Regions from separate parts of the Homo sapiens genome. Here region 1 is linked to region 2. Evidence: chromatin loops called from intact Hi-C (ENCODE). Cell type or tissue: sigmoid colon. All regions are shown on one strand. Each heading gives the region's core, and the rest is flanking DNA. Links, peaks and the distances in the headings are about the cores only.

Region 1 (7,607 bases), core at 2,272-4,771, 280 kb before region 2:
AGCTGATCCAGAGAAAACTGTATGAACAAATTTAACCTCATGACTTCCACTATTTTATAATAAAAGGCTTAAAGCATAATGTGAGCTTTTTTTAGATGTAAAGTTCCGTGTGAGTAGTGTGTTGTTAATTTCATATTAATGCAGGGTGCCAGCAGAACTCAGCACAGAATCTAAAGAAGGAAATCATGTTCCTGCAGCTCTGATATCTGGTGAGCAGGGTTTGGCTAATTTTTTACTTTCTCTTAGATGAACTGAACATCCTTCCCACAATGATGCAGCACAGACCTTTGCAACACGTTTATCTCCCCAGTTCCCCCTGCTAACAATCAAGAAACAAAAGAGAGACAATTATTTGCTAAAACATAGCTGCGTTACCAGCAAATGTGCAGACTCTACTGAGCATTAATTGATATTTGTACTCCATTACCTACTTCTCTTTGAGAAGGAGACCTCACAAAGTTGACATGTTTTTCCTATTTGTATGCATTGGATATAGCTTCCGACCTTACCTTATGCATATTCCTGGGAGTTAGATGTGAGATATTATTTTTGTACACCTCAGTGAAAATTGGACAACACTGTATCATCTGCCCATAATGAGCTTCCTCGCAGAGAAGACGAAAATCGAATCACAATCTTTTCCTCGAACATGCTTCAGGTGTTGTCCTATTTCTTTGGAAGTCTTCATGAAATCTATATCCCAGAAATTAAACTAGAGTCATTTTCTCCCTGACCACAGAGTTTTATCTGAATTGAAACCTTCCCCTAAAGTTGGTGTGATGTTCCTTTCTGAGTCCTGCTCTTGCACAATCACTACGGTGTCTGATGACACATTTTTTCTTCCATTTCTGTCTTATCATATTCCTTTTACTACCACTTAATGTGGTTCTTTAAATAGGTTATGTGTAGGACTGGGAGGGAGGAGAGGAGTGGAGAGGTGTAGTCACAGAGCAGGCCACACTACCAGGCCACCAGAAGGGGCTCCAGCAGGCTATGTGCAAACCTCCAGCCTTGTCGTCTTTTCTCAAAATTTTGAAAAACTTCAGGACAGAAGAAAAACAGAAGCTGAGCAATTTCCAGCAGCAGGTGGGTGGTCCCTTTAGCAGGGAGAGAATGGGTGTCCAGTGTGACACCCTCCGGTGTCCCATGACTTGTCTGGGGGTCCAAAGGTCCTCCCTTCCTTCCCCTTCTTCCTCTCCTCTTTGTATTCACTATTCTTGTGGCTAATCCAGTAAAAGCTAAAATAGCTGTTCTAAATAGATGCATTTGGAAGCCTTCATTGGGGAAAGGAGGAAGATCTGGCATCACCATGAGCTGCATGAAGAGGCTTCCCCTCTGTTTGCTTTTATATATTCCCTGAGGGCTGCCTAGCTCTTCTTGTGACAGTATCATATGCATCCACATGTTTAATAAGTTAATGAATATTAGTTAACAATGAAAAATGACTTCATGAAGCCTGCAACATTTTACTTGGCCTGCAAATGAAAACAGAAGCCATTTTGAACCCTTTTGGGGAAAAATATGGATGCTTTCACCCAACCACAGTAGCTTTCTCCATCCCATCTTGAAAGCTGCCTGCAAAACCCTGTCCCAGTCATTCTGACAGCTTTCCAGGTTAGGAGACTAAGAGACACACAGTCTCCTAACTGTCTTTTACAGTGGATTCTTCTGTCTGTAATAAGCTACTTGGTTTCTCAGTACCTGGCTTTATTCCTACATCCTTTCTCAGCTCAGGGCTAGGTCCTCCCTTCACCTATCGTCCCACCAAAGGAGTTTGGGCCTCTCTCTCTCTCTCTCTCTTTTTTATTTTTTTTGGCCTAGTGGCCCTAAAGTCTTGAGCACAGAAACCTTCATTCTGATTTTAAAATTAAAACCTGCTGCCAGTGTGAGGCATGTGTGAGTGATCCTGCTGATACAAAATTGCTGGCTCTATTGTAGCCTCTATTTTTACATCTGTCAGCCAGAAAGCCACAAGGAGCTGGATGAAGAAAGGGACGATGGTTTGCCAAAGATGATGTAAGGACCCAGACTGGCTCATATTGTGCATACAGCCAGCAACTGTTGAGTGTTGAACACGTGTTCTAATTCTACCATCTTTCCTGTCTTCCTTCTCATTTCCCCCATACAACTTGTCCACCCAACAAGTTAGGGAAAGTCAGGAGCCAGCAACACTGAGCCTATATTGCATGGAAGAGATTCCACGCACTTCAGAATGGGTAAAATATGTGCTCATCGTTCCCTATTTTAAAACCCTTATAGCACATTTTTGCCAACATTTACCAATGTGCTACCAACTGTGAATTTGTGCAAAGAATCATGCATAGCATTTCAAGGTGATAATCCCATATGTAACATTTTGCTAGGTCTCTTTCAGGGAAGTTTTCATGGCCCTCAATGGATTGTACTCCACAAACCAAGGTCTGAAGAAGACTAGAATGCTGGGTGAAACTGAAAGTGGTGGGTTTCATAGAAAATCATGGGAAAATATCTTTACAGACTCAAAAAATCCAAATAAACAAGAGAAGCACTCTGAATAGCAGGTCAGATGTTCTATGCAGATAGTTTTAAATGGAACTTCAGATAAATACTGAATGTTCCATTTTAGATTCACGTACAGGAGTTAAAGTAAAATTTTCTCTTCCTTCATATTGATAATGGCCCAAGCTGATCCAACACAGACAAATTAACATGTTGTAAATATCCTGAAGGAAAAGTTGATAAATCAGCTCCTGTTCTTTTCACTTTAGGGAGAGTTTTATCAGATGATAAATAGTGGAAATGTATCTATTCTGAACTCAGAATCACTGCTTTGCAAAAAAGTCATTTTTAAGCTAGTTTACAAGTTCAAATCATTTCAAAGCTGGCTTCCTTTTTTAGTGGGCAGTCATTGAAGTAGGGGAAAAGGGGATGATCTGGAGACTTTACTGAAAGTGGTTGCGGTAAAGTAATTCCCAACACTTCTGCCTGGCTGCCTTCTTGTCTCCCTTCCCCACACCCTATAGACATCCATGTTGGTTTTAAAAGCCACATAACTCAGAGAAAAAAATTAGCTGGGTGGAAGGTAGGCTTAGCCAAGACTCCACGTGGCAGCCAAGGTACAGGCCTCAGGAGGCCGCTGATCTGTCATTCAGCTCCGAGAATTCCTGCTCCTCCCCGCTTTGCCCTGGAAAGAGCGCTCTTGGGCTGCTGCTGAGAGCTCAGCCTGAAACCTCGCGTTCAGGTTCATTACTACTTCAGCAGTTTGCAGCAGGGAGACAGGGCAGAATCCTGCTCTGATTGGCTGTCGTCCTCTGACTTAACAGCGGCCCAGCAAATCACTAGCCTGTACTCCAAGAGCATAAAGATGAATTGTAACAGCCAAGGCCCTGGGGGAGAAAAAAAGAGCAACCACCACCAAAACAAAACCGTGCACGCAGCCTCTGGAGGGACCCCGGAGAGCCCGCTCTCCTCTGCAGGAAGCCCTTCTGGGCAGGCCCGTTTGCACCCCAACGCCTGGGCACTCCGCTGAGTTCATACCATTTTCAAAGTAGGTCATTCAAAGTCATCTCAGCAGAGGAGGGAGAAGCTGTGAGCAACTGTCATCAGAGCCTGGGAGGAGGCCCAGACCTTGCACTGGAGGGTGGGGAACATAAGGCTGGGGCCGCTGGGGCAGGAGGCGGCTACTGAGATGCTCGCTCGCCTTTCTCAAACAGCGACAGAGGCTTAAGCAGATCCACTCCCTTTGCTGTTCACAATCGGTCAGGGACTAACTGTTCCAGGCAAACCTCTAGCAGGACTTAAATGATAACCTGAATGAAAATTCACTCTAAGGAGGATGATGTCATCTTTATTCAGCTCTTTGTTCTACGTGTTCAGAAAATTCATTGTTATTTATGAAGCACGTGGGGTTTTTCTAAGAAGGCATGCTGCTACCCCCTGAGGAGAAGGCAAGTAAAAATACATGGATGTATGCAAAATTTTCCTAACTAATGTAGCAGGGAAAATACATACAAAACAAATGCATGTATCATTAGAAATATATACCTCGTACATGAAACACATAAAACTCACACAGTGTCATTCACTCTCACACTGATCAAAAAGGAAACCCCACTTTCTTGATCCGTGACATGCATAGACACATGTCAAATGAGTGCTTGCAAAATATACATTGTCTTTAAACATGACCTACCTTCAGGTATCATTAAGAAGTTACCTTTGCTGTGCTATTTCCTTCATCCTGTAATACCCTCCCTTTCCTCTTCTGGCAAAACCTACCCACCTTTCAAAACTCCTTTTAAATCCTTCCTCTTTAGGAAACATTCTCTGTCTCCTGATTCTCAGTGATTATTTCTCTCCAGCCAGAACCCCTGCAGCAATAAAAGTAGCCAATACCACACACCTAGGTATAGCTTTCATACCATGCGGTTGCTCTCTAATTGTTTATTGCACCATAACTCCTAGAAAGCAGGGGCAGTGTCTCATACTTCAATTGTACATCCCACATATTTAGCACCAACCTATTGCTTTAAGGACAACGGAGAAATGAAGGGGAGGAGGAAGGGAGAAAACTAACATTTATCGAATGCCTAGTAGAAACTAGCTACTGCACCAAGATTACTACGGATTTCTTTTTCATTTAAAACTCATAATGGCCCTAGTGTGGAAGATTTGCTTTCCACCATTTTAAAGATCAGGAAACAGAGGCTTAGAACAGTTACGTAACTTACCCCAAACCAAACAGCCAGTAAGGAGAGGAACCAAGATTCAAACACGGCTGTCTGACTCTCAGCTTTTTCTCCTACCCTCTGATCCTCAAGCTTGGCTGATCAGCTTTAAAAATAATCAGCTTCAGATTCCTAGGGCCCACCCCTGAACATTTTTATTTGCATTTCTAAGCCCAGGAGAGCAGGAAGTATGTATTATATTAACGGCAACGTTCCCAGCAATGCCTTCTATATAGTAGCAGTCAGCAGGTACTTGCTAAATGGCTAAGTCATTCCATCTATCTAGAGCAGTAGCTCTCAGGCCTGTCCATAAGTTAAAATCACCTGGACCGCTGATTAAGCAATGACTCTCTCTAGGCCCTACCCCCAGAGAGATTCTGATGCAGTCGGTGTGGGGTGGGGCTGCCTGGCAGGCATCCTAGTCTTCAAAAACTCCCCAGGCAATTCACATATGCAGCCCAGGCTGAAAACCATTGGTCTGGAGTTAGGTCATGGCATCTGCAGATTTTTAAAAGCTCCACAGGTAATTTTGATCTGCAGCCACAGCTGAGAGCTACCGCCTACACATCATGCTGCCTCTCTCTGGATTTTATAAATGGGAAAGCATTACTTTCTAAAAATAATTCTGTCAACAAGTATGGGAGTGTTCACCCAGGCACAGCAGCATACCCGTTGGGGGGATACATTATAGAAGAAACAATGGGGCCTGCTGTCACCTGATTTCTAATCTGTAACTAGCTGAGTGCTAACTTGTTCTTTGATTTTTGTCTGTCATGGGCTAGTTGGAGAATGATTTATGAAACTAGCAGACCAGGAGCCTTGTTTTGCAGCAAAGAGAAAGAGAATGAATGTCTTGCCTACTGAGCTAAGGGATGCCTTTTAACCTTTATGAGCTTGAAAAATAAAATCGTGCTAATGTGCATATTTTCACTTATGAATACATGAGAAAGAGTGGGGAATTAAAATATTAAAATACACAGCTTTCTGCAAGTTGTGAGAGATGGGCAAGAGGAGGAAGAAAAAAGACGATGCCTGTATATAAACCCCACATACATTTCATAACACCTCTCATGATCCGGAAATCAGGGAAAATTACATACCATGGGTTTATGTGTTGTTAGCTTTCAACATTTCCTAAAGTGAATTATCCAGAGTGTATCAGAAAACAACTTAATATTAGGGAGACATGTTCTTATTACTTTATGTAATAAGCCCAACTGAAAGCTGATGCATTAAACATAACTGTAAAAGTCATTTTGCCATTATGTAATTATTATGAGCACATAAATAGCCACTGTTAAGAATCAAGGAACAGGAACACTTAAGAGTAAATTATTTTAACATTGGGGGAAAACTTTTTATATGCACCGTGAAATTTGTATGCAATTAAATAATAGATGCCATCTACTGGGCACTTAACTTTGTGCCAGGCAGTCTTCAACATGCTTTTCACTTATTCTTCACAATAAAGAGATGAAATAGATACTACTATTATCATATTCTTCTTTTACAGAGAAAAAAAACTGAGGCACAGAGGGGCTAATCAACCTGCCCAAGGACACACAGCTAGGAAGTAGTAAACCGTGATTTAAATTCTGATTTCATAGCTGATGGTATACATAAAAAATAACGTTTTCCTGATGCTGATGTTATGTTGTTTTAAGCAATTGCATCTTTTTCATTTTATGAGACCCTGACATATGGTAATCAGAGAAAACAGATTTCCTGAGGGAAAGTCACCATTGCTCATCCCAAACTTAATTCCACAAGCTGTCTTTTAGTTTCTACTACTAAACACAATTTCTAAAATACCTTTCTCACAGTACTGACATCCAGAACAACAAATAGGAAAAGCCCCACTTATGTGTAAGCTACCATGCAGGGCTGGAAAATAAGCCAAACACAGCCCTTGTATCCCTTGTCTTTAAGAATCTTTTTAAAAATGCAGACGGATCCCCTAAATTTAAAATCTTTCTATGACTTTTTCCTCTTCACATCCCAAGCCCCCATGGTGAGAGCCGTCAGGATTTGGCCCTCCAGCTCCCGTTCCTCCTCTCTCCCTTGATGGGTTGAGCTTCAGCCACACTGGGCTTCTCCAGAGCTTTGAATGCTCCCAGTCCTTTCTAAGGTGAGGGTTTCCACAGGCACTGTTCCCACCACCCCACAAGAGTTCCTCCTTGCCTACTCTTGCTGCCACTGGAAACTCCTACCTGCAGTAGATGACTGCCCAAACATCCCTTTCCCAGGAAATTCTTCCCTGATGGGTGGGACCAGGTCCTGCCTCTCTGCTAGAATTTCTCACAGCCTCCTCTACTTTTCATTTCTGGAACCTAACCACTGTATGTGATCTTTATTTGTGTAGTCATTTGTTGAGTGTCTCTGTCTTCCATTAGGTTGCAAAGTCTCATGAGGAGGGAGGAGAACGTGTTGGTTACACTAGTCCCTGCATCTAGCATCTGATATTCTACCACATGGTAGACTCCAAATACTTGTTTTAAGATATATTCTTTCATTTATTTTTTATTTATTTATTTATTTATTTATTTTGAGACAGAGTCTTGCCCTATCACCTGGACTGGAGTGCAATGGCGCCATCTCGGCTCACTGCAACCTCCACCTCCCGGGTTTCAGCGATTCTCCCACCTCAGCCTCCCGCGTAGCTGGGAATACATGCACCCACCATCATGCCTGGTTAATTTTTTTTTTTTTTTTTGTATTTTTGTAGAGACAGGGTTTCACCATGTTGGCCAGGCTGGTCTTGAACTCCTGACTTCAGGTGATCCGCCCGCCTTGGCCTCCCAAAAATGCTGGGATTATAGGCGTGAGCCACCGTGTCCCCTCTTCTTCCATTTAAATGTCATCTATCCCTTTGGTCCCGGGGGTTGTAATGGCTCTGCTGTA
Region 2 (7,607 bases), core at 2,921-5,420:
AAATACCTGATTATTGTATACACCATTTACAGTGTAGCTTTAATAGAACATTCTAACACAGAAATGAGCAATCTTTAAGAGTTAGATGTTATGTGGGAAGGTAGAAAAATCACATGCTTTGGAGTCCAAAAATGTGGTTCCTATTCTCTGCTTGGTTTCTTTGTGAGTCTCACACCCACCATAGCCTAAGTCATTAGTTCCCAAACTTTGTCACATGGGTATCCCTCTCTGCAAAAAGGAGCAAACAGGTTGCTTGCCCAGGAATTTGGGGGAGATCCTGGAACCACATCTTGTCATCAGAACATCCCCCGTTGAAAATATTCTGATTTACTGTAAAAATCTATTTGACCTTTGTGGTTGAATCCCTTTTATATGTATTCTTGGTTTCTAAATAAAAATGTTTAAAATTCATTATTGTCATCTAAAATTTTTAAAAGTTGTTCAGAGCTGTCCCTCATGTAGCCTCCATTTCCTCACCTCCCTTCACTTTTAAAATTATTTCTGGCCAAGCACAGTGGCTCACGCCTGTAATCCCAACACTTCGGGAGGCTGAGGAGGAGGATCACTTGAGGCTGAGTTCAAGACCAGCCTGGGCAACAGAGTAAGACCCCATCTCTACAAAAACATTAACAATTAGCCGAGTGTGGTGGTACATACCAATAATCCCAGCTACAAGGAAGTCTGAGGCAGGATAACTTGAGCCCAGGAGTTTGAGTCTGCAGTGAGCTGTGATGGTACCACTGCACTCCAGTCTGGGCAACAGTGAGACCCTGCCTCAAACAAACAATCAAAATATATATATACACACACACACACATATATATATACATATATATACACACATATATATATACATATATATACACACATTTGTATTTTAAAAATCCATGTATATATTTTTTAAAATTCAAATATTACTACAAAGTATTTATTGAAAATATAGTCCCCTTACTTACTCTCTAAGTCCAAGTCTGCTGACCAAGGGCAAATACTTTCCATTTTTTTAGCTTTCTCTTTGGATATTTATGGTCATATTTTAAAATAATATTCTTGGACTCTATGGAACTGAACACACAGCATGTAATCTTCTGCACATTGAATTTTTTGTTCAATGTTATATGTGTAAGAGGCAGCCATGTGGTTCATTTACTTTAATTACATGTTGTGTTGTTGCGTAACATTTGGTTCAATAATTATACCACAATTTACATATCAATTCTCGAGATTGGTCACTTGAACTCTTTCTACATTTTTGCCATTCTAAGCAATTTACTATGAACGTCCTTATACATGTCTCCAAGGAATACAGGCAAGATTTTCTTTCCATCCTGAGATGTAGAATAGCAGGATCACCAATATACATATTATCAACTTGTGTGTTTCACTTTCTTTATAAAAAAGAAATTCTTTCTTTAAAATTTTATTTTTAAAGTTTTAATTACTATGGGTACATAATAGTTGTATATATTTATGGGGTACATGTGATATTTTGATGCAGGCGTACGACATGTAAGGATCAAATCGAAGTAATTGGGGTATCTATCTCCTCAAACATTTTTCATTTCTTTGTGTTAGGAATATTCCAATTTTACTCTTTTAGTTATTTTTAAATATAGAGAAGTTATTATTATTATTATTATTTTGAGACAGGGTCTCACTCTGTCATCCAGGCTGGAGTGCAGTAGCATGATCTCAGCTCACTGCAACCACCACCTCCTGGGCTCAAGTGATCCTCCTGCCTCAGTCTCCCAAGTAGCTGGGACTACAGGTGCATGCCACCATGCCCAGGTAATTTTTGCAGTTTTTGTAGAGATGAGGTTTCCCCAGGTGGGCCAGGCTCGTCTCGAACTCCTGACCTCAAGTGATCTGCCCACCTCGGCCTCCCAAAGTGCTGAGATTACACATGAGTCACCACACCCAGCCAAATTATTGTTAACTATAGTCACCCTATTGTGCTACTGAATAGAAACCAAAATTCTTAATATAAAAGTAGGCAAATTCATCAGTCTTAGCTTTATGATTTGTCCTTTTCTTATGTATTCAGAAGTTGTTTCTTACTCTAAAATCATGAAAACATTCTTCCATTTATTTGTAAATAAGTCCTGAATCCACCTGTGATTTATTTTTGAGTACTGTGTGCCTATTTCCTCTTCGAACCCTCTCATCTGGCTCCCACTTCCACCACATAACTGAAAGTGCTCTTGGGAAGGTAACCAATGGCTTCTACATTGCTTTATTCAATTCTCCTTTCCAGGCCTTATCTTAGATAATCACTCAGCAACTTTTGACACAGACGACGACTCCTCCTTTGTGAAAGATCTGTTCTTGGCTTCCATGAAACCACATTCTCCTAGTTTTTCTTTTACACATCAGGCAGCTCCTTCACCTTTGCATGTCTCTGTTCCCTTCTTGACCTCCCAGGTTCAAGCAGTTCTCCTGCCTCAGTCTCCCGAGTAGCTGGCCCTCTCTTCTTCTCTTTCTATGCTGTTTTTCCAGGCAATCTCGTCCATTCTAAGGGCTTTGTGCTGATGATCCTTAACATTGAATCTCTAGCCTATACCTTCCTCCTGAGCTCCAGCCTTGTAACCCCTTATGGATGTCTCTTGGCATCCAAAATTATTATGCCTAAAACTGAACCCTTGATCTGCCTTTCCCAATTCCATAAATGTCACCCACATCCACCCTGACATATACCAAATATCTGCTGAGGTCTTCCTTGACATCTCCCTCAACATCCAGCACAATAGCGAGTCTTACTGAGTCTCACTAAAAGGCATCTGAAATCTGTACACCTCTCTCTATGCTCACTACCAAGCATTCATTATCACCCAATGACTCCTAATCATTCCCCCTGCTTTAACTCTTGTTGCCTCCAATTTTTTTCCCAGATGAAAGCCAGAATGATCTCACAAAAATATAATTGGATCCATGTCAATCATCCATATAAAACCCTTCAAAACTTATTATTGCAGTTAGGATAAAAATCCCAAATCCTTTATGTGGGCTAGAGGATACCTTACATCAAATGACACCAGCCTCTTTATATATAATCCAGTATACCTTAAGGTCAACTTACAACACTCTTTCCCCATTTGTTTTTTTGTTTGTTTGTGTCTCTCTTCCCTCAAGCTTCAGGTTAAGTGTCCTCCCCTCTGTTATATGATCTCGTAGTAACTTGACTTTCCTTTATATCATCTAATATGATTTGTGATTAGATGTTTGTCTGAAAATTAACTTATTTTCTGTATCCCCACTAGATCCTGACTTCCTGGGGGCAAGAACCATGTCTGCATTATTATTATTATTTCTCCCATACACCCTGGGCCTAGAACAGTGCCTACTCATGTTGGGAACCCAATAAGCCCTGTTAAACACCGAGGGCACATGGAGAAGGCAATGCCCCTCTCTTCACTGAGAAGACTCATAATCTCGCAGAGTTCCTAGCAGCTGAGACTCAGAGTCTTGGGGCTGCATTCCTGTTTCCAGGAAGATGATGCTGGGGAATTCACTCCTCATGACTTCATCTTCCTTTTTTTTTTTTTCTGAGACAGAGTCTTGCTTTGTCACCCAGGCTGGAGTGCAGTGGCGAGATGTCAGTTCACTGCAGCCTCTGCCTTCTGGGTTCAAGCCACTCTCCTGCCTCAGCCTCCCAAGTAGCTGGGATTACAGGCACGCACCACCACACCCTGCTAATTTTTGTGTTTTTGTAGAGACGGAGTTTCACCATGTTGGCCAGGGTAGTCTTGAACTCCTGACCTCAGGTGATCCACCCGCCTCAGCCTCCCAATTAAAGTGCTGGGATTACAGGAGTGAGCCACTGCCCCCTGCCTGGGCTTCATCTTCCTTATCCGGAAGCTTCCCCTTTCCCTGCTCCTGTTTACATCCCCTGCCCCATAATTCCCACTACACTCCCTTTTGGGGCTAGGATTTCTTTATAAGGGAGCAGACAGCAGAAGCAGATAAATTTTCCCCACAGAAGACTGCCTGACTGTACAGGCTGTGTACACTGATTATTATTGTTACTTTAAATCGGAAATGTAATTAGTGTATTAGTACTTAATTGTATAGTAGTCTATTAGTAGCACAAAATCCATTCACCTAAGATTATTCTTGTAGGTGATTTGGACACAATAAAGTCAAGCTTATTACTATTTCATCATCGCTGTGGTATTATTGCCCCCTGGTGGCTATGCTAATTACTTAGCCCTGACCGACTGGGAGCTATTGCTCTTCAAACAGCAGCCGGGATGTTCCCGGAGGATTGTGGTACTTGCTTCTCTCCAAACAAACCTAGAGACAATCCGGGCGCGGTGGCTCACGCCTGTAATCCCAACACTTTGGAAGGCCAAGGTGGGTGAATCACTTGAGGTCAGGAGTTCGAGACCAACCTGGCCAACATGGTGAAACCCTGTCTCTACTCAAAATGCAACAATTAGCCGGGGCGCACACCTGTAATCCTGGTTACTTAGGAGCCTGAGGCAAGGGAATCGCTTGAACCGGGAGGGGGAGATTGCAGTGAGCCAAGATCATGCCACTGTACTCCAACCTGGGTGACAGAGTGAGGCTCTATTTCAAGAAGAATAAGAAAAAAACCAAAAACTAGAGACAAAAAGGGCATGAGAGCATTTTTTTTAATGAAAGTCTCTATGTCAACCCCACCCACACCTTTGTCTTTAGGGTGACCCACTCCAACCCTTTACTCCCCTTCCCCTAGACTTTTCTGTCTCTTCTTAGGCATCATTCAGTCTGGCAAACAGCTAGAGTCATGAAGCCATGTGGTCTCCAAGAACAACAGTTGGCGATCCCCAGTTTTGAGAACACCTGTAGTTCAACCTGATAGGCAGCATTTCCATGGCCTTAGGCTTTCAGGCAGCAAAAAAGTTTCAAATGTATGAAATCACAGAAGCACTGCCAGTCATCAGCCAGGTGAAGTTACCTATGATAATTACTGTGCACTCTTAGGAAGTGTCACCTGTGCACTTCGGTTTCATGTTTCCAAATGCATACTCACTCTTCAAATCAGAAACTTACCCACAAGACACAATTCAGCCACTCAAAATTGTACAGCCTGGTTCTAGCCTTTAAGATGAAATAGGAGAAGGTGGATATGGGGAATTTTGTGTCTAATCGATAGAAAATGCTTTGGCCAAGTTGAAAATATATATATATAGCAGTTTTTGCTATATGTTCTTTCCAACAGAGAGAAGCATTTCCAAAAAGCCAGAGGTAGTTGCTTTTATCCATAATGAAAGCAATTCAGTTAAATGGTCGTTCACAAAGCAGAACTTGGCGTGGAACCCAGGGTTCCTTGCTGCCTGCATTCCCATTTTTTTCTCTCTAGCACTGAATTAAGAATCAGACAGCAACTGGCTCTGATTCTTGATCCCTTTGTTACTAGCTGTGTAAGGCAAGTTATTCAAGGATTTCTGAGCCTCGGGATCTTCCCTTTATATCCATAAAATGGGTATAATAATACCTACCTTATATGTTTGTTGTAAAGAACTTATGCCAGGCACGTATTAACCATTCAAGAGGCAGTAGCTGTCATCATTACCGTAATTATTCTTATAGTTATTCAAGACCTTATGGTTGATCTCAAGGAAGAAAATAACAAAAAGCCAGTCAAAGCTCATTGTTTGCATTGGAGAACAATATTTAGTTACTTAGAAGACATTGTGAGTAACAACTGACAAATGATATCCTTCCCCTGCCCTCTTTTTCTGTCTCTCTGTGGCAGGTGGAATTCTCAAATGGACCCTAAAATTCCAGGCCCCTGGTATATGACCCTGAATAATCCCTTTTCTTTGGATGTGGGTAGAGCCTGTGATTATGATGGAATGTCACACTCATGAACAGGTTACACTGTATGGTAAAGGGGAAGGCATTCTGCAGATATAATTAGGGTTTCACATCAGTTGATTTTTGAGTTCATTGAAGGAGATATTATCCTGGGTGGGCCTGACCAAATCAGGTGAGCCCTTAATTTTTATTTTATTTATTTATTTATTTATTTATTTATTTATTTATTTATTTATTTATTTATTTTGAGACAGAGTCTAGCTCTGTTGCCCAAGCTAGAGTGCAGTGGTGTGATCTCGGCTCACTGCAGCCTCCACTCTCCGGGTTCAAACAATTATCTTGCCTCAGCCTCCCCAGCCTCCTGTAGTAGCTGGGACTACAGGCACGCACCACCACGCCCAGCTAATTTTTTGTATTTTAGTAGAGACAGAGTTTCAACATCTTGCCCAGGCTGGTCTCAAACTCCTGAGCTCAGGCAGTCTGCCCGCCTCAGCCTCCCAAAGTGCTAAGATTACAGGTGTGAGCCACTGCACCCGGCCTGAGCCCTTTAAAGGAGGCTCTAGAGGTTGGAGACAGGAGAAGCAGAGCTCTCTCTTGCTGGCCTTGAAGAAGCAAGTTGCTGTGAGTTCCACAGCTGCAAGGAAATGAATTCTGCCCATAATCACATGAGCTTGGAAAAGGATCTCAAGTCCCAGATGAGACCCCAGCCAACATCTTGATTGCAGCTCATGAGGCCCTGAGCAGAAGACCCAACGAAGTCATGCCTGGACTCCTGACCATGAAACTGTGAGAAAATAAATATGTGTGGTTTTAAGCCACTGAATTTGTGGAAATTTGTTATGCAGGTATAGAAAACGAATACACTCCAATACCTCGAAAAATATTAACATGGTATTCACTGGTGTTTAATTTCACAAAGAACTAGGAAAAGAGCCCAGATGTCAAGACTCTTATCCCAGTATTTGATTGCTTCTTTGACTTGTGGGTTATTTATAGAATATTTTTAGTTTCCAAATAGTTGGGAGCTCATCCAGAGATCACGTTACTGGTTTTTACATTATACTTCCAGTATGTTTCCATTTCTCCCTTCCTGGTCTCTGTTCTGTCATCGTCATCACATATTGTACATTCACATATGCCATGAACTCCACACTGTATTGTTATTATTGATCTTTAAACAATGAATTCTCTTTAAAGAAAACTAAGAAATAAGAAAAACTCATATTTACACATGTAGTTACCATTTCCAGTGTTTTTCATTCCTTTGTATAAATCCATAGTTCCATTTGGTATCATTTTCCTTCCACTTGAAGGACTTAACATTTCTTATATATGGGTCTGCTGGTGATGAGTTCTTTCAGTTTTTGTATGCCTAAAAACGTATTCATTTAGCCTTTGTTTTGAAGAGATATCTTCACAGGGTATAAAAGTATAGGTTGCCACATTTTTCTTTCAATATTTTACAATGCTTAGTACTTTAAAGTACCTTGGCACATAGCATGTTTTATTTCTCTGTCTGCTTTTAAGATTTTTCTTTTTATCACTGGTTTTGAGAAATTTGATAAAGATGTTCCTTGATATAGTTTTTTTTTTTTAATGTTTCTTGTGCCAAGGGTTCCTTGGGTATCTTGGATTTGTGATTTTATCATTTTCATCAAATTTGGAATTTGATGCCCATTATTTTTTCAAAATTTTTTCTGTTCCCACCTCCTGCCCTTGCCCCCACCTTATCTTCTCTCCTTTGGGGACTCCAATTACATGTATATTCAGTTGTGTGACGTTTTTCTTCAGTTCACTTTCACTGTGTT

What was found. Hi-C counts contacts between places; a loop is a spot of excess contacts. Peaks named below come from ENCODE experiments on the same cell type or tissue, not always from the same donor. Only the 100,000 strongest peaks of a DNase experiment are listed, where the experiment ranks them.
Region 1: it touches region 2 in a loop (3-fold over the local background); 4 of 110 quality-filtered maps call a loop at or near these places.

Annotation. Positions count from the first base shown.
Region 1 is chr6:16,800,279-16,807,885 of GRCh38, forward strand. No RefSeq gene overlaps it. Among named protein-coding and RNA genes, the nearest start is that of ATXN1, 43 kb to the left of the region's middle. RefSeq lists an enhancer at 3,020-3,314 and a silencer at 3,060-3,354. In sigmoid colon, for the core only: no CTCF peak of the experiment used is centred there; DNase peaks (open chromatin) are centred at 3,243 and 3,593; H3K4me3 peaks cover 789 bases.
Region 2 is chr6:17,082,386-17,089,992 of GRCh38, forward strand. No RefSeq gene overlaps it. Among named protein-coding and RNA genes, the nearest start is that of STMND1, 16 kb to the right of the region's middle. In sigmoid colon, for the core only: CTCF peaks have their summits at 4,171 (motif pointing left) and 4,371; a DNase peak (open chromatin) is centred at 4,196.